Regions from separate parts of the Mus musculus genome. Here region 2 is linked to region 1. The links are chromatin loops, found by intact Hi-C in ENCODE. Cell type or tissue: left cerebral cortex. All regions are shown on one strand. Links, peaks and the distances in the headings refer to the core of each region. The heading gives the core; the rest is flanking DNA.

Region 1 (13,148 bases), core at 5,556-8,055:
CCTCTGTAGGACTGAATTAGTGGAAAGATTTTGTTTAAATGTGGTTTTGTTATGAAATATCTTTTTTTTTGTCTATAGTTATTGAAAGTTTTGCTTAGTATAGTAGTCTGGGATGGCGTCTGAGATCTCTTAGAGACTGTAAGACATCTGCCAAGGCCCTTCTATCTTTTAAAGTCTCAGTTGAGAAGTCTGGTGTAATTCTAATAGGTCTGTCTATATACGTTACTTGGTTTTTAATCCCTTGTGGCTTTTACTATTCTTTCTTTGTTCTGTACATTTAGTGTTTTGGTTATTATGTAGTGGGAGGACTTTCTTTTTTAGTTCACTCTATTTGGTGTTCTATAAGCTTCTTGTACGTTTATAAGCATGTCTTTATTTAGGTTAGGGAATTTTTTTTCTACAATCTTGTTGAAGATATTTTCTGGGCTTTGAGTTGGGAGTCTTCTTCTATTCCTATTATTCTTAGGTTTGATCTTTTCATGGTGTCCCAATTTTCCTAGATGCTTTGAGTTAGGAACTTTTTACATTTCATTTTCTTTGACTGATGTATGAATTTTTCTATGGTATCTTTTATGCCTGAGATTTTCTCTCCTATCTCTTGTATTCTGTTGCTAATGCTTATGTATGTAGCTCCTGTTCTCCTTACTAGGTTTTCTATCTCCAGGTTTGCTTCAGTTTGTGTTTCTTTATTGTTTCTATTTCCATTTTCAGGTCTTTATTCATTTCCTTCACCTATTTGATTGTATTTTCCTGTATTTGTTAAGGGATTTTTTGTTTTCTCTTTTAAGGCCTCTATTATCTTCATAAGACTAGATTTAAGGTCATTTTCTTGCAATTCAAGTGGATTAAAATTTCCAGAGCTTACTCTTGTATGATAGCTGGATTGTGGTGGTACCATATTGCCCTGACTTTTGTTAATTATCTTCTTACACTTGCCTTTACCCATCTGACTGGCCCTTGTATTGGCAGGCATAGTAGTCTCTGATGGGAGCAGGCCTCTGGGACTGCAGATAAAGCTGGTTGTCCCTGGTAGCAACAGTCTTCCAGGAATACCAGCAGAGCTGGTAGTCCTGGTGGCTTCAGACTGCTGGTTGTCCTGGTTAAGAGCAGGCCTCCAGGGATGCAGGGAAAAGTGGTGATTCCTGACGGATGCAGGCTTCATAGATTGTAAGTATAGGTGTGGTTCTGAAGATGGAACACAGAAGAGGTGACAGTGTAGGCCTCCAGGCTGCTGGTCTTTCCGGGGACCTAGTAGGTAGGGGCTTTCTGCTTGAGGATTTCACCTGTTTGTCTTGAATGTTAGCAAGCCTCCAGGGATGCAGGTAGAGCCGTGGCCTGAGAAATCTAAAAACAGCATCTTATACACTGTTTCCAGGAGATAAATGGGACAGAGTCAGAAAAAAGCTATCATATAATTGGATAATGCCAGCAGGAAGCTAATCAAGAAGTGATGTAGAGAGGGGACATGGAGAATCTGAAGAGTGACATACTAAACTCATAGTAACCGTCAGGCTGATAATCCCAGTCTTTTTTTTTTTTTTTTTTTTTTTTTTTAAATGGTTGTGAGGTTCTCTTCTTCTTCTTTTTTTTTTTTTAAAGATTTATTTATTATTATATGTAAGTACACTGTAGCTGTCTTCAGACACACCAGAAGAGGGAGTCAGATCTTGTTACGGATGGTTATGAGCCACCATGTGGTTGCTGGGATTTGAACTCTGGACCTTCGGAAGAGCAATCGGGTGCTCTTACCCACTGAGCCATCTCACCAGCCCAATCCCAGTCTTTTATGGGAGAAAATGCCAAGTTCCCAGGAACTGAAAACTTATGTCTTCTAAGGGCCTATTTCCAGGCCCAGGCAGGTCATGCCAAGTTCACTCCTGGGCAAAGACATTTGGTCTTGCCATTTCATTAGAGCTTCTGAGGAAGCTTGGATAGGCCTGGATCTCAGCACTCTGGGAGAGTTCTGCCCAAATCTTCTGCAGATTGAAGCATGAGAGCTGCCTCAGTTGCCTGCTCCCTTCTCTGTAATATATCTCCTTAGTTTAAAAAGGGCTGGGGTGCAACCCCCTATCTAGCATCAGAACTTCCCACAGAGCTACTCTGGTGTGTGTGCCAATGCCTCAAGCAATGCCTCTAGGGAGGGAGGAGCTCTTGTAGCTTCCTGGTGAGCCATTCTGCTCAAGGCACCCATTGCTTTGCATTTTGAGCCTGAAGCAATGATCTTAACCCATGGCTGCCACTTTCTGGCTCATATTTTCATCTTCTTTCATAAAATAATTGCCTTTATCACTTTTTTATCATTCATGATTACATTACTTTCATTTTACTCTGTTTCTCTATATATTCCAACTCTATTTTTCTATATATTCCATATATATATATATATATATATATATATATATATATATATATATATAAAACCTGGAAAGATTTGATACAAAAATAGGCTTCTATTTAAAAACCTGTCTTTATTTCTCCATGAGACACTCAACATTACTTTTTCTTCTTCCACTCTCTAAGACCCAGAATTTCTTATAATCTTTCACCATTTGATTTATTTGGATTTAATGTCGCATTGTTTGTATAGAACATCACATTGTAATCTCTCCCACACATTATGTGTTTGTCTTCTCTCTCTCCATATATTTTACTGTGACAACATCAAGGTAATTCGAATTCTGCTATATTTTGTGCTAAAAATTTCATTGGCACTAATAGATTCTTCAGTAGTTCATTTTCAGTAGCAAATGTGTTTTTGTATGCGTAGGAGGATGGCTATATAATCGTGCAGTACTTGGTGTTGTTGATATTTTGCAACCAGCAAGTGTCAGTTTGTTTCATGCTTCTGTGGACAAATGACACTCTTTTTACCCTCAGTTAGTTCACACTTTGCAGCATAGAGGCACTTGTAACCTTTACCAGGAACCATCTTACCTCAATATGTTAATCTTAGAAGAACTACTATGAATTCCTAGTCACCACCGATGGCCTCAGAACTTACAGCTAAAGCTCCAGATCTCCTACCCAGATCAAAGCAGTATTTGAGTCTTCTTCTTAGAACATCAGACTTCTTTTTTCTATTTGTATTACTAATTCATGCCAACAGATTTCATTTACAGATGGATTATTTATTTAAGTGCGTTCCATGAACAAATTTATTACTTGGCATGATTATTCACACATTTCTACATGTAAGGCTGCACTATCTTGACAAAGGAAAGTGTTTATGTGGCAGAACCATGCACCGTTAACACATTTCCAGGTGAGTCTTATATATAATAAAATTGAGGCCTTTATAAAATATACACTGAAACGTCTATATAATAGATCTAATCATTTTTCTAGAAATGTATGCAGAATCACTTAAGATGGACAAGTCAGGAAAGTCCTCCACACTTTTTTTTTTAGGTTTAGATGAAGCATGAGGCAGAGCCCTATTCCTGGCATTGAGTGAAATGACTGTTATCTAACGCAGACAGCTGAGGATATTTCATTGAGTCATAAGTGAGCTGTGAGACCCTCACACTGGCTTTGCCCCACTTCACAATCATCCTGGTGTTGGAGAATTAGTGTGAGCCCCATGTTGTATGTATACATCTCCTGTCTTCTGAAACTCATAGCCAACAGACTACTTCACTGCCATGTCATTGTGAGCGATTGGTACAGTTCCACTCTGACCACAGAAGGTGACTTTAAGGAAATCCTTGCTTTTCTTCTTCACTTATAATGTGTGAATGTGTGACATGACATTAGTAGTCTTTGCTCTAAGGGTCTAGGACTCAAAGCCCTTGGAGGAGTTAGCACATCCCATAGACCCAAGTCCTCCACTCCCTGAGCTCTGACAGATGAAGTCCTTTCACTCAGGTGAATGATGTTATATCCAAGTGAACCTTCAGAACAATGATGAGAGGTATATGTAGTTCCCTCCTCAGTGCTTTTCCTATTGTGTCAGCCATACTCTTGTCCTCATTCCCACATTCCACACCTTCCTTCATGACATAAATATTTCAGGAGGATTTTTGAGCTTCAACTAGTGTCCAATATAACTATAAACACTGATGCACTCATTTTTATTTTCTTAAAAAGTCACAAAATATATTGCATTATAATTTCAGAGACTTTGGTGGAGAGCGTATCTCTTAAATTTGAATTTGAGATTGAGCGGTTCATCCAATTTACACTGACATTTGCCTTGAGGTAATAACTGAGAATGGATGGTCGAAGAGCTGTGAACAAAAAAGCCTTTTTCAGAATTTTTTCAAAAATCATACCATGTGTTACACCTTCAGTTTTAACGATAAGAACATGTAAATGTGAGCATAATAGACCCACATTTAATATCTTTGGAGACAGCACCAGTTGCAAATGTGAGTAGGTGTGGCCACAGAGAGCATAATGTTGATAGCGGATATTCTTTTGTTCATTTCACATCACAGAATGCTGAGTTTGTTCTCACTCAAAGGTCAGTGTTACATCTCCCATCTCTAATGGATGCACCAGTGCTCTATGCTGAATTAAATTTAGCCGAGACCAGAGGGCTCAGGTGTACATCAGCTCCATCTCTCCCCCAAGGTAAGTGGCTTTATTTCTTCTTTTGGCATTTGAATATCTTTGAGAGTTAAGCATTTCTTGTCATATTATAGTTTCAAATGATTGCTTTGGGATGGTGAGATGGATGATTCCTCAGGTAAAATACTTGCTGCACAAACCTGACAACCAGAGCTCAATTCCCAATGCCTTTGGTGGGAAGAGAATCACTTCTTGAAAAGTGTTCTCTGATTTCTACACCTAGTGTAGCATGCACACATCTGCAGACAGACAGACAGACAGACACACACACACACACTCACATTTAATCACACACAAACTCAACAGATAAACACAACTACAAAGAGAAAAACTTAAATGTTATTTAATTCATAGAGTTCATGAAAGATGAATGTATAGGTTTGTAATCATTAAACACCTATATCAGAGACAACATGATGTAGAATGCTAGCAAGAAAAATATTAAAATGAAAATTAAGATTTTTACCATTAGAGACAGCATCATGTCAAGTAGAGTAATCAAATCAAGCTTTCCTGGAATCCAGCCCTGAATGATACTTGGGACCAAGACTGAGTATGTGAAAGATGTCACCTAGAAAGATGGACTCAAAAATACAAAGGAAGAATATGTCTGTGATGTTGCATGGAAGCATGCATCCCCAGTGTGCTGCAGAAATCAAGTCAGGAGGAATGGTGACAGGTCAAAAAGGATTTGGAGCGCGTTCCATAGGTACAAATGTTGAGGGCATCCATTCAAATGTGTTGAACAGTGGAGAATACTTAGCATTCTGTGGATAGCAAGGAATACCCAAAGCAGGTTCTTCCCCATAACCAAACCTCACACAGCCTCTTCAGGGATCAATGGCTGTTCTCCTCAGCCCAGTCTCATACAGAACAGCTCAAACAGGTCAGGATGGGTATTCAGTTCCTTATATTTTAATGTGAAGGAGTAGCGATTTCTGAAATCACCCAAATAGGCTTTTACTTTCAGTAAAACAAAAATAAAAAACAAAATACACTTAAGATGGACAGGAAATAATTACTGTGTATTGAATAGTGGTTTGGAGCAGACACTGTGCTTTGGAAATAATAAGAATTGTTTTATCAAATCCTAAAATTTTGTGAAGTAGATATTGTCCAGTCATTTTACAGATGAGGAAATCTAGTGTCTATGAATTTTTAACATATGCCCTCCAATAATGTATTATTCTACATTATATTATATTATTGATAACATTGAAATATGATGGTGCTGAGTACTAGACTTTTGTAAAAAAGCATCAAAATAGTGACTGTATGAAGATGAGACTTTTTTACAAAAAGACTTAGAATTTCAAAGGTAGAAGTGTGAGAAAAGAGAGAAATGTGAAATAATGCTTATGTACTGTTTGGGTTTGTGTGTCAAGCTAGAATCATCAGAGAGGTAGGAGCCTCAGTTGAGGAAATGCCTTCATGATATGCAGCTGTAAGGCATTTTCTCAATTAGTGATCAATGGGAGAGAGCCCAGTCCATGATAGGTAGTGCAATCCCTGGGCTGGTGGTCCTGGGTTCTAAAGAAAACAGGCTGAAAAAGTCATGGGAAGCCAGCCAGTAAGCAGCACATCTCCATGGCCTCTGCACCAGCTCCTTCTCCAGGTTCCAGCTCTGCTTTAATCTCTGTCCTGACTTCCTCCAATACCCTTTCTTCCCCAACTTGTCTTTTTAATTTTTTCCCATAGTGTTTTGTTTCAGCAATAGAAACCAAAAGTAAGACATGTATAAAATAATAAATGTAATTCACTAGACATATCTACTATGGTTAGGTATGCTGTGTCAGGAGAAATTCTAGGCTGGCATACATGCACAGTTCTTCTCATATTCAGGGTGTCTTTGGGACCTTAGAGTTTTCTCTGGTGTCTGCTTTTGCCTCCTTGTCCATTAACATAGCATGTCTTACATAGCTGGAATTACAATTCATGCTACTATTTTAAAAGTCCAGCATACTGTCTATATCCTCCCATGACAGTCTTGTAGCACCTCTGAATACATAGCATTTCTCACTAGAAGATTGCTTATAGAACTGCCAAATATAAGCTCAAGTCTCTTTTATAAAAATGGTATTTGCACAGGACCTATGGGCAGATCTCTGTGCAGAGATCTCCAGATTAACCACAATACCTAAGATTATCTGTGTGACATACAAATAGCTGTTATAAGTATTTGTCTAGAGAATATGACGGTAAATGTCTGTATGTGTTCAGTATACTTTTATACACGAAAAGTTTTAGTCATCATTGAACTGTGTCCACCGATACGAGTGGTTCTTAAGGCTAGGGGGAATCTGTCTTCTATTTCCTGGGACCATTTCTAGTCTATCTTTCTCTCTTCATTCTTTGGTTGTTTTTTCCTCAAGAACATTTTAAATGATTTAACATTCTTAATGGTTTTTTTGTCAGCATCCTAAATTTGATCTACAGTCCTGAGACCACTACTGTTTGTCTGCATTCTGGATCATATAATTCAGCCACCAAAAATAATGAAAGCTAAATAAAACAAAACAGAACAAGGGCTGGTGAGATGGCTCAGTGGGTAGGAGCACCTGACTGCTCTTCCGAAGGTCCAGAGTTTAAATCCCAGCAACCACATGGTGGCTCACAACCATCCTTAACGAGATCTGACTCCCTCTTCTGGAGTGTCTGAAGACAGCTACAGTGTACTTACATATAATGAATAAATAAATCTAAAAAAAAAAAAAAAAAAAAAAAAAAGAACAAAAAATCCAAAACAAAGTAAAACTATAAAAGTAGGAATGGTCACAGTCAATTGTGGACCACACAACAAAAATAAAAGACATGCTAGCACATTTGTTTCAGATTTTCCTTTTTTTTTTTCCTTTCTTTTTTCTTTTTTTCCGAGACAGGGTTTTTCTGTGTAGCCCTGGCTGTCCTGGAACTCACTCTGTAGACCAGGCTGGCCTCAAACTCAGAAATCTGCCTGCCTCTGCCTCCCAAGTGCTGGGATTAAAGGCATGCACCACCACGCCCGGCTTGGTTTCAGATTTTAACATGTAACTCAAAGCATGACATCATTTATATAAGAGAATATTTAGAAGCAACAGAAAACTAATAAAAACCTGAAATAAATCTGTATCTGTTAAATTTGGAATCCCAGTCATGCAGAGTGGGGAACAGTTGTAAATTTAGTACTCAGGAAGTGGAGACAGGGTCATCAGGAATTCAAGGTCACACTTAATCACAGAGAGTTTGGGACTAGTCTAAGATGCCAGAAGTACAACCTCAGAAACAGACCAAAGCAAAACAAAAAGCGGTAAGAAAGCTTTGCTCAGAACGGTACAGTACTTGATTCTAATTATTGACTCTAGAAAGCCATTAATATAATGGTAATAATACATGGAACTGTTAAACTAAATGATAGGAATAGGGGATTATGATTGATTTAGAGATTAAAAGCCAGCTAGTGTTTCTCATTATTACCTTTGTAAATGAAACTAATTATTTTCCATATGAAACCCAGATTTTTTAAATTGTCTAGCAAAAAGTTAAATCCACAAAGTTGGGGTATATGCTGACTGCATCTCAAACATTAGTCCATCTCCCTGCTTAATAAAATACCCATTGTTGATACAGTTACCAAGGACAGCTGAGATATCAAACATGGTCTTTAGGTGGTGCAGTGTGGTAGACATACTATATGCCGTGCTATATAGGAGTAACAGAGGTCCTCATGCTCACAGATAAGCAAGCACTAGGGGAACCAGGAATGTTAAACTCACAGGAACTTCAAAGGAAGGGATGCATAACTTGTTATACATCCAGAAAGCTGGGTTTGGACTCTTACACTTTGTAACTATTGCACTATCTGTGTGGCTGAGACAAAACTGAATTATCTCCCAGACCCTTATTATGAGCTATAGAACTCATCTTCATGGATGATATAACACGTTCTTTACAAAAATTTCAATGTAATCTTAAGGTGAACACAGGATTGAGTTAGTTATCACCTGTCGAAGCAAGCACAGCCTTCATTTGCTGTGAATTTATGACATGGGGTCTTTTATATTTATTAAAAGATTTAGGCACTATAGCTGGGCAGATACTGAGCTGTTCTAACCTGATATGCTGACCTGGCCTATGTCCCAGACACATGGTATATTACCTAACATCTTAGTCTCACCCTGGCTAGACTAACTCATCCAAGCAAATCTTGATGGTGCCTCCCTGATCCCGACCCGAGACACCACCCCCACCCCCTTGAGCCTGGAAGTCCTGCCTTTTCCTCTCCTGCTCAGTTATTTGCTGTTCAGTGTTGTGTCCGGCCAGCAGACCACAACCTGGGTTCTAGCCTGGAAAGGCATTTTGGAAACCTGGAAGAGAAGAGGGGCTAGGTGGCGAGAGAAAAGAATGTAGCCAAGACAGTTACTCTGATCAAGGCTCAAACTTTATTGTTGCGACACTAGTTATGAAGGAAGGGGGAGGGGACCCGATTCCCGCCGAATAATCTCTGGTCCAGTAGAAAGGTGCATGTGTGTGGCTCCGCAGGTTCCAGCAGTGGGCGTGGCAGAACGAATGAGCAGGAAGCTCCACCCCTGAGCAAGCAGGTTTCAGGCTGGGGGAGGGGAGACTACAGTTCAGCTTTATATTTAACAAATCTGCAGGTGATGGAGAACAGTGTTCTACAAAATACTGAGTTAAGAGATGCTTTGTAATACTGACAATACCAAAGTCCTGACTGCAACCAGATTTCTGGGTATGGAAATCAGCATTTAAATACACAGTGCACAAAACCATCCTCCATCAATCACAGGGAAATTTTCTCTAAATTTTGCTGTGTTTAAATATGCCTAAAAGTGAAAGAACCTAGTGGGGAAACCCCCACTCAACTCCCGATTCGGCGTGCACCCAAGAATCACGAACAGAACACAACACCTTGATGTAACAACATGAGGTAATTTAATGGCGGAGCTCCGGTTCGAAAAGTATCTCACACAGGAGACAGTTGATTCGACCACGAGGCTTGGAAGCTAGGGGTTTTTATAGAAAAGGGGTGGGGCTGGGGGAGGAATTGGCGCGGATTCACATGATTGGTCCATTTAAACATCAGCAGCCTGTTAACATTTAACTTAGGTCAGAGGGGTGGGAGATAGGGATGTGCCGTGCCAGTCCGGACATGTAGACGGGCCTGCCCGGGCATGTCCTGGCCTGTTCTGCTATGTTCTCAGCCCCAGGTTTCAAAGCTCACAAACAACTCTTTGGGCTATTTGACATACATTACATGAATCACAGGTCTCAAGTTTTATTTCCATTCAAAAGAAACTATCTGAGGTCAGATGACCAAATTTAACCAATATAGGCTAATTAGTCATGTTGAACTGAACTGTCTTTTTGCCTTCTGAATATCATTGCATAGCTGGCTGTGGTGGTCACAGAGACCCACCAAAGTTTTACCACAGTATCCTCTTATCTGATAATATATGCTGAAGGCCAGCTTCAGCACCATAGCGCTAACTCAGGAGGGCTGAGCGTGGTATCAATGATTGGGGTTTGTGCTAATAGCAGCTGACTGAGGTCAGCACTGGTGGAGCTGATGGTCTGTAACAAGAGCTGTTGTTGATGGCAGCCAGCGACTAGAAAAAAGAAAGGGAGGGATTTTTCTCTCTCTCTCTCTCTCTCTCTCTCTCTCTCTCTCTCTCTCTCTCTCTCTCTGAGTGAATCAAGAAAGCAAGCTCCAAAAGCAGACTACAACAACTTTATTTCCTTAATCCTTTTATGGCCTGTAAGAAAAAAATTTTGATGTAAGAAGAAAATTACCTCATGGCCACAGTTACAAAATTTCTAAAAAAAACAATCACCACAACAACATATTCTTCAAAAAATAGATTTAAATCATTACACAAAAGGGGAATCAACACAGGATTATTGATTACACTTTCTTCTTCTCAAACTTATATCTACCTTTATGTAAGGCAAGTGGAGCATGCCACCAGACAGAAGAACTGGTAAGGTTGAGTACCCCATGAAACTCAGAATTGAGTATGATAGATGTCAGGTCAGATCCCTGCCAAACTCTGTCTGCTCTGGAACACATAACCATGAAACCTGACTGAGAGGACCACGGCAATCAGTCATGTTGCATAAAAACCTGGATTTCTCCATGCTAATGAAGTATCTAGATAGGCCCTGAGTGTTTAGCCAATAAGCTTCCTTTCCTGGGCATCCCTTCTGGGAAGAAAGTATTTAATCCTTGGCTTACCCTGAGTAAGGTGTATGCATTTACATTCGCCATCAAATAAAGCAGTTTGAACTAAGGATCACAGATCACAGTGGAGGTGAGGCCTTTGCTGTAAGGAGCTGCACCTAAATCTCTGAGAGATGACTTTCTCTCTCCCAGAACCTCTGTACATTTGACACTTGAACAAAACCCAGTTCTGCCCCCAGCCTTGACTCTACCTTCCCCTCCTGTCTGGTGGGTAGATGTCCTGAGGGAAAATGGGGACTGGGAACCTTGTTCCCAACTCCCAGCAGGATGCTGGCAGCACCTGGATACACAGGAGACTAGGAACCACAGCAATTGTCCCAAAGTTTGCAGTTTTATATGGGTGTGTGTGTGTGCATGGACTGAGAACTCCCATTACAGACTGCATTCTGCCTCCCCATGATCCTGACACCCTAGCAGTGAGACAGACACACAGCCTGGTGCCTATACATTTCTCATCTATCCTTCACTCTACAAGTTCAGTGTAACCCCAAGGCAATGCTTCTTTTGTCTTAGATTAGCAAAGTTTGATCAAGCCAAGTCTGTAGTAGCAACTTTATTTCTTATGTTTAGCTAGGGACAATCTGTATTTACTAAGGAGCAGGTAATCAATCAGTCTTATGTCTTATTTTTGAAGCCTTGATTAGCTAAACTGGCTAATTATCTGTTCTCTGCTCTTACATTCATAATGAAATAACCTATTCTTTGTTTATGACCTTCCTTATTATGGTACACAGCAAAACCTGTGACTTTATCCCTAGATCAAAAGATCAGTAAAGTCAGGCCCAATCTAGGATGAATGTGTTCTTTGAACATTAACTTGTCCCAAGCCTAATTTTCTTGCTACTACAATTCACACTTAAAACCCATGAAAGCTCACGTAACTCCTTTTTTCACCTGTGAGGCTCTTGCTACTCTTTCTGGAAGGGGCATATTCTGTTCTTGATTTTAACTTTAAATTTTCTATTAACTACCTTAGCTTCCCCAAATTATTCAAATCAAACTAACTTCCTACAACTACTTGAATCAAAACAGGAATTCCATAAAATCAGTAATCCATATAAACAGCATTATCTCAAGAACTTTCATTTTCATATTGTTCTGCAGGAAACATGGCCAACAGCGTGAACTATCATCCAGGAAGTAATCATCCCAGGCTACAGGTAGTGAGGGTCTTTTTGTGCCCAATCACACTATGTCAGGTATATGGAGAATTTAGCAATGATAAGCATGAGAAGGCACATAAATAGCAAGAAGCAATCCTGGGACAAAGATCCTGGGATCATACTTCTCCATGGTACACCCACTGCAGCTGTACCATGGTGTAAATGATGGGGCATCTCCAGGAAGCTCACTTGCCTATTGCAGTTCTTCCTCCATGGGGACTGCCAGGTATAGACTTAGTATATGTCATGTGTAGAGGGAAGTGTTGTTTCTATAGTTGGTTCTTGATTGTGTCAATAAAAAAGGGCAGAAGCCAATTGCTGGGCAAAAGGAAAAAGGTGAGACTTCCAGGTCCCAGGAGGAAAAGAAGGAACATAGGGAGAGAAGAGAGATTCAGACCAGGCTTTGAAACGAGGAGGAAGCTGAAGTCATATAGGTCTTGGGGTACCTAGAGTTTGTAGCCTCTGCTGGGGGGTGGACATGGAGGGACAAGGAGGATTGAGGGAGCTAGTTGATAAGATTAGGGCAGGAAATTCTTTACCCAGACATTGAATTATCTGGCTAGTTTTAAATAATAAAACTACCTAGTGTTTTCCATCTCACGTGGGGCTAAGGTGGACAGGAGGAGAAAGAGGGCAGTTTGGGCAGTTGTTGGCAAAAGCTGTGAGAGTCTGGGGGAGTGATCTCAGCTCTGAGGAAAAATAGCTAGCTGCCCATTGGTGGAGTTGAGTGAGACCAGCGGCAGCTGATCTCGGAGCCTAGCTGTGAGCTCTGGCAGAGCTCCCTGGAAGGCAGAAGCATGATTTTTAAAAATTACAGGTAACAGTCATGTTATAACACAGTATCCATTTATTTGCTACTTCAATGTCTGTAGCTTCTGCTACTTGCATTCAACAGTGGTCTTAAACTACTAACTAGAAAATTCTAGGAATAAGAAACCAGTGTTTTAAGATGGACACTGCCCTGAGCAGCAATGATGAAATCTCATGGCATGTAGGTTAAGGTGTCAACCACTAGTGTCTTACTTAGGGTTTCCATTGCTGTGAAGAGATCCTATGATTGACGTTTATAGAGGATAACATTTAATTGGGGCTGGCTTACAGGTTCAGTGGTTCAGTCCATTATCATCAAGGCAGGAAGCATGTCTGGCACTGGAGGAACTGACAATTCTACCTCTTGTTCT
Region 2 (13,148 bases), core at 7,162-9,661, 430 kb before region 1:
TCCTCACCAGTATAAATCTCTCTATGCAGTGAAATTTCTCTCTCATTCTCTCTATCTCTCTCTTTCTCTCTCTCACTCGCTCTCATATATATGTGCATGTGTGTATATGTATATATATCTATATAATTTAATTTAACTATGACAGTTACTAGTTCATAAATGATCTGTTTAAAATCCAAGTATCCACTTAGCATAAACAATGCAGTAAAGTTCAGAGATATCTATCTACATAGTTTAAAGAAAAGTGTTATGTTCAACTGAGCAATTTTATTTAATAATTTTATCAATTCTTCTTCATCTTGAATGAGTAGCAAAGCGGTTCCTCTCACAGAGCAAAGAGTCAGACCTTCAGCTCAAGGTTTGAGAAATAAATAAGCATTTGCTATGGATGCAGTCTCTCCGGCACTTTAGTTTGGCTGATCTCACCAGAATGAAAAAGATCACATGTTCTATTCCTGCCTTATCCTGCTGTGCCACAATTTACTGCACACAGTAGGTGCTTCATTAGTGCATGTGAGAACATAGCTAATGCTGTCATATGCCAAAGAATCACAAATAATGACAAAGGGTTCATTTTGTAGTGGAAAATATTTAAAAAATCCAATTCACACTATATCAGCAGGTCCTGGCAGGCTGGCCAGCCTGTTCTTATCTTGTGGAGACTCTCTACTCAGAGCTCTAAAATCTCTCAACCCAGCTTGCTAAATTCCCACTGGCAGGTTGTTGCTATGCCAACTCCATGCTTCAAAAATTCCCATGGCCTTTTGGGTCCACTTCTTGCAAACTGCTTGGACACTGTACCTTTCTCTCTGCAGATCAGTTGAGTTCAGAATCAATGGTAACTCAATTGCTGGGTGCAACAACTGGAGACCTAGTCTTGTAAGTCATATTAAATGTCAATCCTCTGGTGGCAAATCCACTAGGATTTGCCATTTAACGAAGGGGCCACTTGTAGCAACATCTTGTCCTCCCTTTGTCCTCAGTCAAAAGCCCATCTCTCTCCTGCCTCTCCTCTTTCTCTCTCCCACCCAGAAGACCTGCCTACACACCCAGTGATTGGTTTCTTTCTTCATTAGAAGAGTCACATGAAGTCCTGAGCACATGATTCATTCCTCATCCCAGGCAGCTCTTCTTGGAGAACTTGAATTAGCATCAAAATACAAACAGCACCAGGGTGATCCACAATATCATTTTATATTTTTTTAATTAATTAACTTCAGACGAATTAAATTGTTCAACATATTCATTAAAATAACCCAATATTCCACTTCTTAAGTTGATATCTTCCTGTCCTAGTCAAGGTTTTACTGCCGTAAACAGACACCATGACCAAGGCAACTCTTTTTTTTTTTCCATTTTTTATTAGGTATTTAGCTCATTTACATTTCCAATGCTATACCAAAAGTCCCCCATACCCACCCACCCCCACTCCCCTACCCACCCACTCCCCCTTTTTGGCCCTGGCTTTCCCCTGTACTGGGGCATATAAAGTTTGCAAGTCCAATGGATCTCTCTCTCAAGTGATGGCCTATTAGACCATCTTTTGATACATATGCAGCTAGAGACAAGAGTTCCGGGCTACTGCTTAGTTCATATTGCTGTTCCTCCTGTAGGGTTGCAGTTCCCTTTAGTTCCTTGGGTGCTTTCTCTAGTTCCTCCATTGGGGGCCCTGTGGTCCTTTCAATAGCTGACTGTGAGCATCCACTTCTGTGTTTGCTAGGCCCTGGCATAGTCTCACAAGAGACAGCTATATCTGGGTCCTTTCAGCAAAATCTTGCTAGTTTATGCAATGATGTCAGCGTTTGGAAGCTGATCATGGGATGGATCTCAGGATATGGCAATCACTAGATGGTCCATCCTTTCATCACACTTCCAAATTTTGTCTCTGTAACTCCTTCCATGGGTGTTTTGTTTCCTATTCTAAGAAGGGGCAAAGTGTCCACACTTTGGTCTTCGTTTCCTTGAGTTTAATGTGTTTAGCAAATTGTATCTTATATCTTGGGTATCCTAAGTTTCTGGGCTAATATCCACTTAACAGTGAGTATATATTGTGAGAGTTCCTTTGTGATTGGGTTACCTCACTCAGGATGATGAACTCCAGGTCCATCCATTTGCCTAGGAATTTCATAAATTCATTCTTTTTAATAGCTAAGTAGTACTCCATTGTATAAATGTACCACATTTTCTGTATCCATTCCTCTGTTGAGGGGCATCTGGGTTCTTTCCAGCTTCTGGCTATTATAAGTAAGGCTGCTATGAACATAGTGGAGCATGTGTCTTTCATACCGGTTGGGGCATCTTCAGGATATATGCCCAGAAGGGGTATTGCTGGATCTTCCGGTAGTACTATGACCAATTTTCTGAGGAACCACCAGACTGATTTCCAGAGTGGTTGTACAAGCTTGCAATCCCACCAACAATGGAGGAGCATTCCTCTTTCTCCACATCCATGCCAGCATCTGCTGTCACCTGAATTTTTCATCTTAGCCATTCTGACTGGTGTGAGGTGGAATCTCAGGGTTATTTTGATTTGCATTTTTCTGATGATTAAGGATGTCGAACATTTTTTCAGGTGCTTCTCTGCCATTCGGTATTCCTCGGGTGAGAAATCTTTGTTCAGTTCTGAGCCCCATTTTTTAATGGGGTTATTTGATTTTATGGAGTCTACCTTCTTGAGTTCTTTATATATATTGGATATTAGTCCCCTGTCGGATTTGGGATAGGTAAAGATCCTTTCCCAATCTGTTGGTGGTCTTTTTGTCTTATTGACAGTGTCTTTTGCCTTGCAGAAGCTTTGCAATTTTATGAGGTCCCATTTATCGATTCTTGATCTTACAGCACAAGCCATTGCTGTTCTATTCAGGAATTTTTCCCCTGTACCCATATCTTCGAGGCTTTTCCCTACTTTCTCCTCTATAAGTTTCAGTGTCTCAGGTTTTATGTGGAGTACCTTAATCCACTTCGATTTGACCTTAGTACAAGGAGATAGTAATGGATCAATTCGCGATCTTCTACATGATAACAGCCAGTTGTGCCAGCACCATTTTTTGAAAATGCTGTCTTTTTTTCCACTGGATGGTTTCTAGCTCCCTTGTCAAAGATCAAGTGACCATAGGTGTGTGGGTTCATCTCTGGGTCTTCAATTCTGTTCCATTGGTCTACTTGTCTGTCACTATACCAGTACCATGCAGTTTTTATCACAATTGCTCTGTAGTACAGCTTTAGGTCGGGCATGGTGATTCCACCAGAGGTTCTGTTATCCTTGAGAAGAGTTTTTGCTATCCTAGGTTTTTTGTTATTCCAGATGAATCTGCCGATAGCCCTTTCTAATTCGCTGAAGAATTGAATTGGAATTTTGATGGGGATTCCATTGAATCTGTAGATTGCTTTTGGCAAGATAGCCATTTTTACAATGTTGATCCTGCCGATCCATGAGCATGGGAGATCTTTCCATCTTCTGAGATCTTCTTTAATTTCTTTCTTCAGAGATATGAAGTTCTTGTCATACAGATATTTCACTTCCTTAGTTAGAGTCACGCCTAGGTATTTTATATTATTTGTGGCTATTGAGAAGGGTGTTGTTTCCCTAATTTCTTTCTCAGCCTGTTTGTCCTTTGTGTAGAGAAAGGCCATTGACTTGTTTGAGTTAATTTTATATCCAGCTACTTCAATGAAGCTGTTTATCAGGCTTAGGAGTTCTCTGGTGGAATTTTTAGGGTCACGTATATATAATATCATATCATCTGCAGAAAGTGATATTTTGACTTCTTCCTTTCCAATTTGTATCCCCTTGATCTCCTTTTGTTGTCTAATTGCTCTGACTAGGACTTCAAGTACAATGTTGAATAGGTAAGGAGAGAGTGGACAGCCTTGTCTAGTCCCTGATTTTAGTGGGATTGCTTCAAGTTTCTCACCATTTACTTTGATGTTGGCTACTGGTTTGCTGTAGATTGCTTTTATCATGTTTAGGTATGGGCCTTGAATTCCTGGTCTTTCCAAGAGTTTTATCATGAATGGGTGTTGGATTTTGTCAAATGCTTTCTCCTCATCTAATGAGATGATCATGTGGTTTTTGTCTTTGAGTTTGTTTATATAGTGGATTACATTGATTGATTTCTGTATATTAAACCATCCCTGCATCCCTGGGATGAAACCTACTTGGTCAGGATGGATGATTGTTTTGATGTGTTCTTGGATTCGGTTAGCGAGAACTTTATTGAGGATTTTTGCATCGAAATTCATAAGGGAAATTGGTCTGAAGTTCTCTATCTTTGTGGGGTCTTTTTGTGGTTTAGGTATCAGAGTAATTGTGGCTTCATAGAATGAGTTGGGTAGAGTACCTTCTGTTTCTATTTTGTGGAATAGTTTGTGAAGAACTGGGATTAGATCTTCTTTGAAGGTCTGATAGAACTCTGCACTAAAGCCATCTGGTCCTGGGCTTTTTTTGGTTGGGAGACTATTAATGACTGCTTCTATTTCTTTGGGGGATATCGGGCTGTTTAGATCATTAACCTGATCTTGATTCAACTTTGGTACCTGGTATCTGTCTAGAAACTTCTCCATTTCATCCAGGTTCTCCAGTTTTGTTGAGAATAACCTTTTGTAGAAGGATCTGATGGTGTTTTGGATTTTTTCAGGATCTGTTGTTATGTCTCCCTTTTCATTTCTGATTTTGTTAATTAGAATGCTTTCCTTGTGCCCTCTAGTGAGTTTGGCTAAGGGTTTGTCTATCTTGTTGATTTTCTCAAAGAACCAGCTCCTCGATTGGTTGATTCTCTGAATAGTTCTTCTTGTTTCCACTTGGTTGATTTCGCCCCTGAGTTTGATTATTTCCTGCTGTTTACTCCTCTTGGGTGAATTTGCTTCCTTTTGTTCTAGAGCTTTTAGGTGTGTTGTCAAGCTGCTAATATATGCTCTCTCTAGTTTCTTTTTGGAGGCACTCAGAGCTATGAGTTTTCCTCTTAGAAATGCTTTCATTGTGTCCCATAAGTTTGGGTATGAAGTGGCTTCATTTTCATTGAACTCTAAGAAGTCCTTAATTTCTTTCTTTATTCCTTCCTTGACCAAGATATCTTTGAGAAGAGTGTTGTTCAGTTTCCACGCGAATGTTGGCTTTCTATTATTTATTTTGTTATTGAAGATCAGCCTTAGTGCATGGTGATCTGATAGGATGCATGGGACAATTTCAATATTTTTGTATCTTTTGAGGCCTGTTTTGTGGCCAATTATATGGTCAATTTTGTAGAAGGTCCCGTGAGGTGCTGAGAAGAAGGTATATCCTTTTGTTTTAGGATAAAATGTTCTGTAGATATCTGTCAGATTCATTTGTTTCATAACTTCTGTTAGTTTCACTGTGTCCCTGTTTAGTTTCTGTTTCCATGATCTGTCCATTGGTGAAAGTAGTGTGTTGAAGTCTCCCAGTATTATTGTGTGAGGTGCAATGTGTGCTTTGAGCTTTACTAAAGTTTCTTTAATGAATGTGGCTGCCCTTGTATTTGGAGCATAGATATTCAGAATTGATAGTTCCTCTTGGAGGATTTTACCTTTGATGAGAATGAAGTGCCCCTCCTTGTCTTTTTTGATGACTTTGGGTTGGAAGTCAATCTTATCAGATATTAGGATGGCTACTCCAGCTTGTTTCTTCATACCATTTGCTTGGAAAATTGTTTTCCAGCCTTTCATTCCGAGGTAGTGTCTATCTTTTTCTCTGAGATGAGTTTCCTGTAAGCAGCAAAATGTTGGGTATTGTTTGTGTAGCCAGTTTGTTAGTCTATGTCTTTTTATTGGGGAGTTGAGTCCATTAATATTAAGAGATATTAAGGAAAAGTAATTGTTATTTCCTGTTATTTTTGTTGTTAAAGTTGGCATTCTGTTCTTGTGGCTGTGTTCTTTTAGTTTTGTTGAGGGATTACCTTCTTGCTTTTTCTAGGGCGTGGTTCCCGTCCTTGTACTGTTTTTTTTTTTCTCTTATTACCCTTTAAAGGGCTGGATTCGTGGAGAGATAATGGGTGAATTTAGTTTTGTCGTGGAATACTTTGGTTTCTCCATCTATGGTAATTGAGAGTTTGGCTGGGTATAGTAGCCTTGGCTGGAATTTGTGTTCTCTTAGTGTCTGTATAACATCTGTCCAGGCTCTTCTGGCTTTCATAGTCTCTGTTGAAAAATCTGGTGTAATTCTGATTGGCTTGCCTTTATAAGTTACTTGACCTTTTTCCCTTACTGCTTTTAGTATTCTATCTTTCTTTAGTGCATTTGTTGTTCTGATTATTATGTGTCGGTAGGAATTTCTTTCCTGGTCCAGTCTATTTGGAGTTCTGTAGGCTTCTTGTATGTTCATGGGCATCTCTTTCTTTAGATTTGGGAAGTTTTCTTCTATAATTTTGTTGAAGATATTTTCTGGTCCTTTGAGTTGAAAATCTTCATTCTCATCCACTCCTATTATCCGTAGGTTTGGTCTTCTCATTGTGTCCTGGATTTCCTGGATGTTTTGAGTTAGGATCTTTTTGCATTTTCCATTTTCTTTGATTGCTGTGCCGATGTTCTCTATGGAATCTTCTGAACCTGATATTCTCTTTTCCATCTCTTGTATTCTGTTGCTGATGCTCTAATCTATGGTTCCAGACTTCTTTCCTAGGGTTTCTATCTCCAGTGTTGCCTCACTTTAAGTTTTCTTTATTGTGTCTACTTCCCTTTTTAGGTCTAGTATGGTTTTGTTCATTTCCATCACCTGTTTGAATGTGTTTTCCTCTCTTTCTGTAAGGACTTCTACCTGTTTGATTGTGTTTTCCTGTTTTTCTTTAAGGACTTGTAACTCTTTATCAGTGTTCTCCTGTATTTCTTTTAGTGAGTTATTAAATTCCTTCTTAATGCCCTCTACCATCATCATGAGATATGCTTTTAAATCCGGGTCTAGCTTTTTGGGTGTGTTGGCGTGCCCTGGACTGGGTGAAGTGGGAGTGCTGGGTTCTGATGATGGTGAGTGGTCTTGGTTCCTGTTAGTAAGATTCCTACGTTTACCTTTCGCCATCTGGTAATCTCTGGAGTTAGTTGTTATAGTTGACTCTGTTTAGAAATTGTTCTTCTGGTGATTCTGTTACCGTCTATCAGCAGACCTGGGAGACAGACTCTCTCCTCTGAGTTTCAGTGCTCAGAGCACTCTCTGCTGGCAAGCTCTCCTCTTACAGGGAAGGTGCACAGATATCTTGTGTTTGGACCTCCTCCTGGCCGAAGAAGAAGGCCCAAAACAGGACCTTTCCCAGAAGCTGTGTTGCTTTGGCAGGTCCCAGAAGCTGTCAGCTTCTGTGGTGCACACTCTCACCTGTGCAGACTAAGTTCCTAAGTTCAGCGGAGTCCCGGAACCAAGATGGCGCCCGCTGCTCCTGAGACAGAGGGCTTCCGAGCCAGGTGGACACCTGTCCTCTGGTCGGGAGGGTGGCCGGCTGTCTGCAGCCTGAAAAGGGTGCTGCCTCAGCGGCTCTGTGGCTCTGCCTATCCCAGAAGCTGTTCAGTTCTGTAGTGCACCCTCTCACCTGTTCAGACTAATTTCCTAAGTTCGGCGGAGTCCCCAAGGCAACTCTTATAAAGACAATATTTAGTTGGAGCTGGATTACAGTTTCAGAGGTTCAGTCCATTATCATCAAGGCAGGAGCATCTAGTGATCTTTATCATCTAGAGAAATATTGACACATAGTAGGTGGTTATATCTCTGAATGAATGAATGAGCTCTGTATACATTTTATCCATCCTACTATCAAAGCAAACATTTTGTCATTTGGTCACAAAGCAGGTCACTGCCCATGTTCCACTTTCTGTGTTTGCTTGTTTGTTTGTTTGTTTGTTTGTTTGCTGAGATATCTAATCCTTATGCTGGGAATTTCCCACAGTTTGAGCCATCTAGAGAATGGGTTGGTTCAGTTGGTTCAGCTTGGTTCAGTTCTTTCACTACTGGGTCACACACCACATTGGCTTTATTCTACTAATTTTGTCCTTTAGCTTCTCCATTCAAGCAGATATCTGTAGGATCATAATCACAATGAGGATAGACAAATTTTCTAGCCTCTTGATTAGGGATCATGAACAGTAGTGTTGAGGAAATCTCATAGTTTTTCTCAAACTGCATATTTTACTTCCATTTCAACAAGCTCCTCCCCTACTTTTGCTAAGCAGGAACACAGCAGAAGGAAACATGCTTCTTTCTATCATGCTGGCTCACTTAGATCCTCCTAGCAGTGTAAAAGCCTCCACTTACTCTTGACCCTGATGTGAAGATGAAGCTAATGACTCAAGATATTTTCCTGATTTTAACTTTAATACTTCCTAAACAAGCATAATTTAATATTGATAATCACATAGCTTTCAAAATACAGGGATGATATCAAATTGAAAATGGTACCGTGTTATTGATATTAGTAAGTCCGTATGGGTCACAGAGTTCAGTGCTATCTCAGGACAATTTGACACATTTTCTACCTCAGTTTCTGGTCCCTTTTCATACTGTTCATGTCATGTTATCCTCTTGAGTATTACCTCAGTCTTGCACATTATTTCACTAAGATTACTAAACTCTCTGGCAGAAAAGAGGGCTGATTTTGCCAAATGCTAGATTCTAGGGGTGCAACTGCAGTAGAACTGAGCCAGAAAGTCTGTTCTGTACCAGGCAATGTGTAAGCTTTTTATCTCTGAAGCTGTGGATATCTGCAAGCAAGGTGTCCTACACCATCACCACCAACAGAACCACTGCTAAAAAGCCACAGGTTTCTAATTAGTGTGTGTGTGTGTGTGTGTGTGTGTGTGTGTGTGTGTGTGTGTGTGTGTATGAGTATGTATTTGTGACAGCAAATGTGTGGCTGTAGGTGTGTATATGTATGTGTGTGTGTGTGTGTGTGTGTGTGTGTGTGTGTGTGCATGTGTGCATGAGGGTACATGATTGCCACACTAGGTGTTGAGATCAGAGAACAACTTTCAGGAGGTGATTCTCTTTCCAGCAAAGGTATTAAAAATTGCACTCCAGTTGTCAGGTGTCTGCAGCAAGTACTTTTACTTGAGAAATCATCTCACCATCCCAAAGCAATCAGTTAAAATTATAATATATCTAAAGAGGCTTATATCTAGAATATATACAAGTTTCAAAAGGAGAAATAGCACCATTTACCTGAGGGGAAAGATGGGGGGACCTAAGTGTCTTTACATTACCATAGACTCTTGATGTGTTCTTTGTAGGCAGGAGATGGGAACTGTGATCAGTGACAGACTCTAAGTTCTGTGAGGCTAAATGAACACCAGGAAATCTATGGTGAATGCTCTACTCTCTGAGTCCACATACACCCACACTTGCAGCTGAGGGTGTCTCTCTATTAAACGCTGTGTCCATTAAGGCCGCACAGTTTACAGGATTTCATCTTTGAAACAGAAGATGTAACAGATGATCTAATCTGGACTTTTTGTTTTTCTCCCTTTAACCATCTGCTTTGAGTTACTTCTTCAGGCCCCAGGGTAAACAAAACACTAAATCTTCAATTAAAACTTCATGGATTCCACCCCTCCCCAGTTCCAGGAATTATTCTATGCCACATTGTACAAATTAAATATGTGTAAGTTTCTGGTGCTATTTGAGATGAATTGAACTATAACATCCTCCTGATATATCCATGTTATGAAGGAAGCTGTGAAGTGTGGAAATAATAACATAAATGTAGTGTTAAAACAAAACAATAATGTCTGACACAATAGGAAAAGCAATGAGGAAGGAGCCACACATGTCTGTTACAATTGTCCTGAAGATCCACACGGATGTAGCAATGTTCAAGCTAAGGATTTTGTCTGTCAGAGCAACAGGGAGTGGAAGACTTGGAACTATGGGATATACTAATTCCTCCAAAGATTTTCACACCTAGATCCTTAAAGCAAGGACTACAAATGCCCCCAAGTCAGACATTCTCATATCACAAGTGAAAAAGAAGAAGAAAAGCAAAGATTTCCTTAAAGTGTTTGATGAGAGTGGAATTGTACCAGGTGCTAGCAATTACATGGCAGTGGCTGCAATCTGATGGCTGTGAGTTCCAATAAAGAAGGGGTGTATACATACAACATTATTACAAAGTGAGGGAAAGCCAGTGTGAGGGTCTTACAACTCACTTAAGACTCAGTGAAATGGAGAGCCAGGCTACCTTTTGGGTGAACTGGGTGGATAGTCCCATGATCCCCAGAGGACTCCCCACTCTCCACTTCCACGGAAATATAGGATCCCAGAATCCCAGATGCTTGGTCACACTAGGATCCCAAGGTCTCAGAGGAAGCTTAACTGCCAAGAACTCTGAAACACCCAGAATCTCAGGATCACAGGATCACAGAATCACAGAGAAAGCTGGACTCTGAGGAGTTCTGACTCAACTAGGATTACAGGAAGTACAGGCTATACAGCACAGATATATATACAGCACAGATATATCAAGGGCAGAGAGCACTTGAGATATCTACACTTTGCACCAGAGTGACTGGAATTGTGGCTGTCCTGATTATAGGATTTTAACTTATCTGAAATAACTGTTTTTTAATAAGTGTGTTGGGTTCCCCTCACACACCCCCACACCCCCGCTTTTATTTTGTACTTGCCTCCACTGGGAAAGATGAAGAGAACACATTTCTCTGATATCCATAAACATGAAAGCACGTGAAATCTCAAAAAAAAAAAAAAAAAAAAAAAAGAATAGAAGCAACAGAAACCAAGGTTACTTGGAATCATCACAACCCAACTCTCCCACCTTAGCAAGTTGTGGATACACCATTACACATGAGAAGCAAGATTCAGATCTAAAATCACTTCTCATAATGATGATAGAGGACTTTAAGAAGGGCATAACTCACTTAAAGAAATACAGGAGAACACAGGTTAAACAGCTAGAAGCCCTTAAAGAGGAAAACAAAAAAATCACTTAAAGAATTACTGGGAAACACAATCAAAAGGTGAAGGAATTGAACAAAACCATCCAGGATCTAAAAATGGAAGTAGAAACAATGAAGAAATCACAAAGGAAGACAACTCTGGAGATAGAAAACTTAGGAAAGGAGTCAGGAACCATAGATGCAAGCATCACAAACAGAATACAAGAGATAGAAGAAAGAATCTCAGGTGCAGAAGATACCATAGAAAACATTGACATAACAATCAAAAAAATGTGAAATGTAAAAAGATCCTAATCCAAAACATCCAGAAATCCAGGACACACTAGGAAGACCAAACCTAAGGATAATAGGTATAGATGAGAAGAAAGATTTCCAACTTAAAGGGCCAGTAAATATTTTCAACAAAATTATAGAAGAAAACTTTCCAAACCTAAAGAAAGAGATGCCCATGAACATACAAGAAGCCTACAGGACTCCAAATAGACTGGAACAGAAAAGAAATTCCTCCAATCACATAATAATCAAAACACACTAAACAAAGAAAGAATATTAAAAGCAGTAAGGGAAAAAGAGCAAGTAGCATATAAAGGCAGACCTATCATAATAACACCTGAATTCTCCCCAGAGACAATGAAAGCCAGAAGATCCTGGACAGATGTCATATAGACACTAAGAGAACACAAATGCCAGCCCAGACTACTATACTCAACAAAACTCTCAATTACCATAAATGGAAAAACCAAGATATTCCATGACAAAACAAAATTTACACAATATCTTTCCACAAATCCAGCCCTTCAGAGGATAATAAAAGGAAAATCCAATACAAGGAGGGAAACTATGCTCTAGAAAAAGAAAGAAAGTAATCTTTCAACAAACCTAAAAGAAGATAGCCACAGAATCTGAATTCCAACTCTAACAACAAAAATAACAGGAAGCAACAATTATTTTTCCTTAATATCTCTTAATATCAATGGACTCAATTTCCCAATAAAAAGACATAGACTAAGAGCCTGGTTATATAAACAGGACCCAACATTTTGCTGCATACAGGAAACACATCTCAGAGACAAAGACAGATAATACCTCAGAGTAAAAGGCTGAAAACCAATTTTCCTCGCAAATGTTCCGAAGAAACAAGCTAGAGTAGACATTCTAATATTGAATCAAATTGACTTTTAACCTAAAGTTATCAAAAAAGATAAGGAGGGACGCTTCATACTCCACAAAGGTAAAATTTACCAAGATGAACTCTCAATTCTGAACATCTATGCTCCAAATGCAAGGGCATCCACATTCGCTGAAGAAATGTTATTAAGCTCAAAGCACACATTGCACCTCACACAATAATAGTGGGAGACTTCAACACCCCACTTTTATCAATGAACAGATCATGAAAACAGAAACTGAACAGAGACACAGTGAAACTAACAGAAGTTATGAAACACATGGATTTAACTGATACCTATAGAACGTTTTATCCTAAAACAAAAGGATGTACCGTCTTCTCAGGAACTTCTACAAAAGTGACCATATAATTGGTCACAAAACAGGCCTCATCAGATACAAAAATATTGAAATAATCCCATACATCCTATCAGATTACCACAGACAAAGGCTGATCTTCAATAATAACATAAATGATAGAAAGCCCACATACATGTGGAAGCTGAACAACACTCTACTCAATGATAACTTGGTCAAAGAGGATATAAAGAAAGAAATTAAAGACTTTTTAGAGTTTAATGAAAATGAAGCCACAACATAACCAAACTAATGGGAGAGAACAAAAACAGTCCTAAGAAGAAAACTCATAGCTCTGAGTGCCTCCAAAAAGAAACAGGAAAGAGCATACACTAGCAGCTTGACAGCACACCTGAAAGCTCTAAAACAAAAAAGATGCAAATTCACCCAAGAGGAATAAATGGCAGGAAATAATCAAAATCAGGGCTGAAATCACCCAACTGGGAACAAAAAGAGCTATACAAAGAATCAACCAAGCCAGTAGCTGCTTCTTTGAGAAAATCAAGAAAATAGATAAGCCCTTAGACAGACTAACTAGAGGGTACAGAGACAGTATTCTAATTAACAAAATCAGAAGTGAAAAGGGAGACATTACAACAGCAACTGAGGAAATCCAACAACAAAAAAAAAATCATCAGATCCTACTAAAAAAAGCCTTTACTCAACAAAACAGGAAAACCTAGATGAAGTGAACAATTTCCTAGACAGACAACAGGTGCCAA

Evidence for each region. Peaks named below come from ENCODE experiments on the same cell type or tissue, not always from the same donor. Only the 100,000 strongest peaks of a DNase experiment are listed, where the experiment ranks them.
Region 2: it touches region 1 in a loop (30-fold over the local background); 5 of 42 quality-filtered maps call a loop at or near these places.

The regions. Positions count from the first base shown.
Region 1 is chr6:128,714,386-128,727,533 of GRCm38, reverse strand. Klrb1 (killer cell lectin-like receptor subfamily B member 1) reads left to right here and starts at 4,437. Exons shown (of 6, transcript NM_001099918.2): 1 at 4,437-4,572. The coding sequence starts at 4,488. In left cerebral cortex, for the core only: no CTCF peak of the experiment used is centred there; no DNase peak of the experiment used is centred there.
Region 2 is chr6:129,142,434-129,155,581 of GRCm38, reverse strand. No RefSeq gene overlaps it. Among named protein-coding and RNA genes, the nearest start is that of Gm26160, 26 kb to the left of the region's middle. In left cerebral cortex, for the core only: no CTCF peak of the experiment used is centred there; no DNase peak of the experiment used is centred there.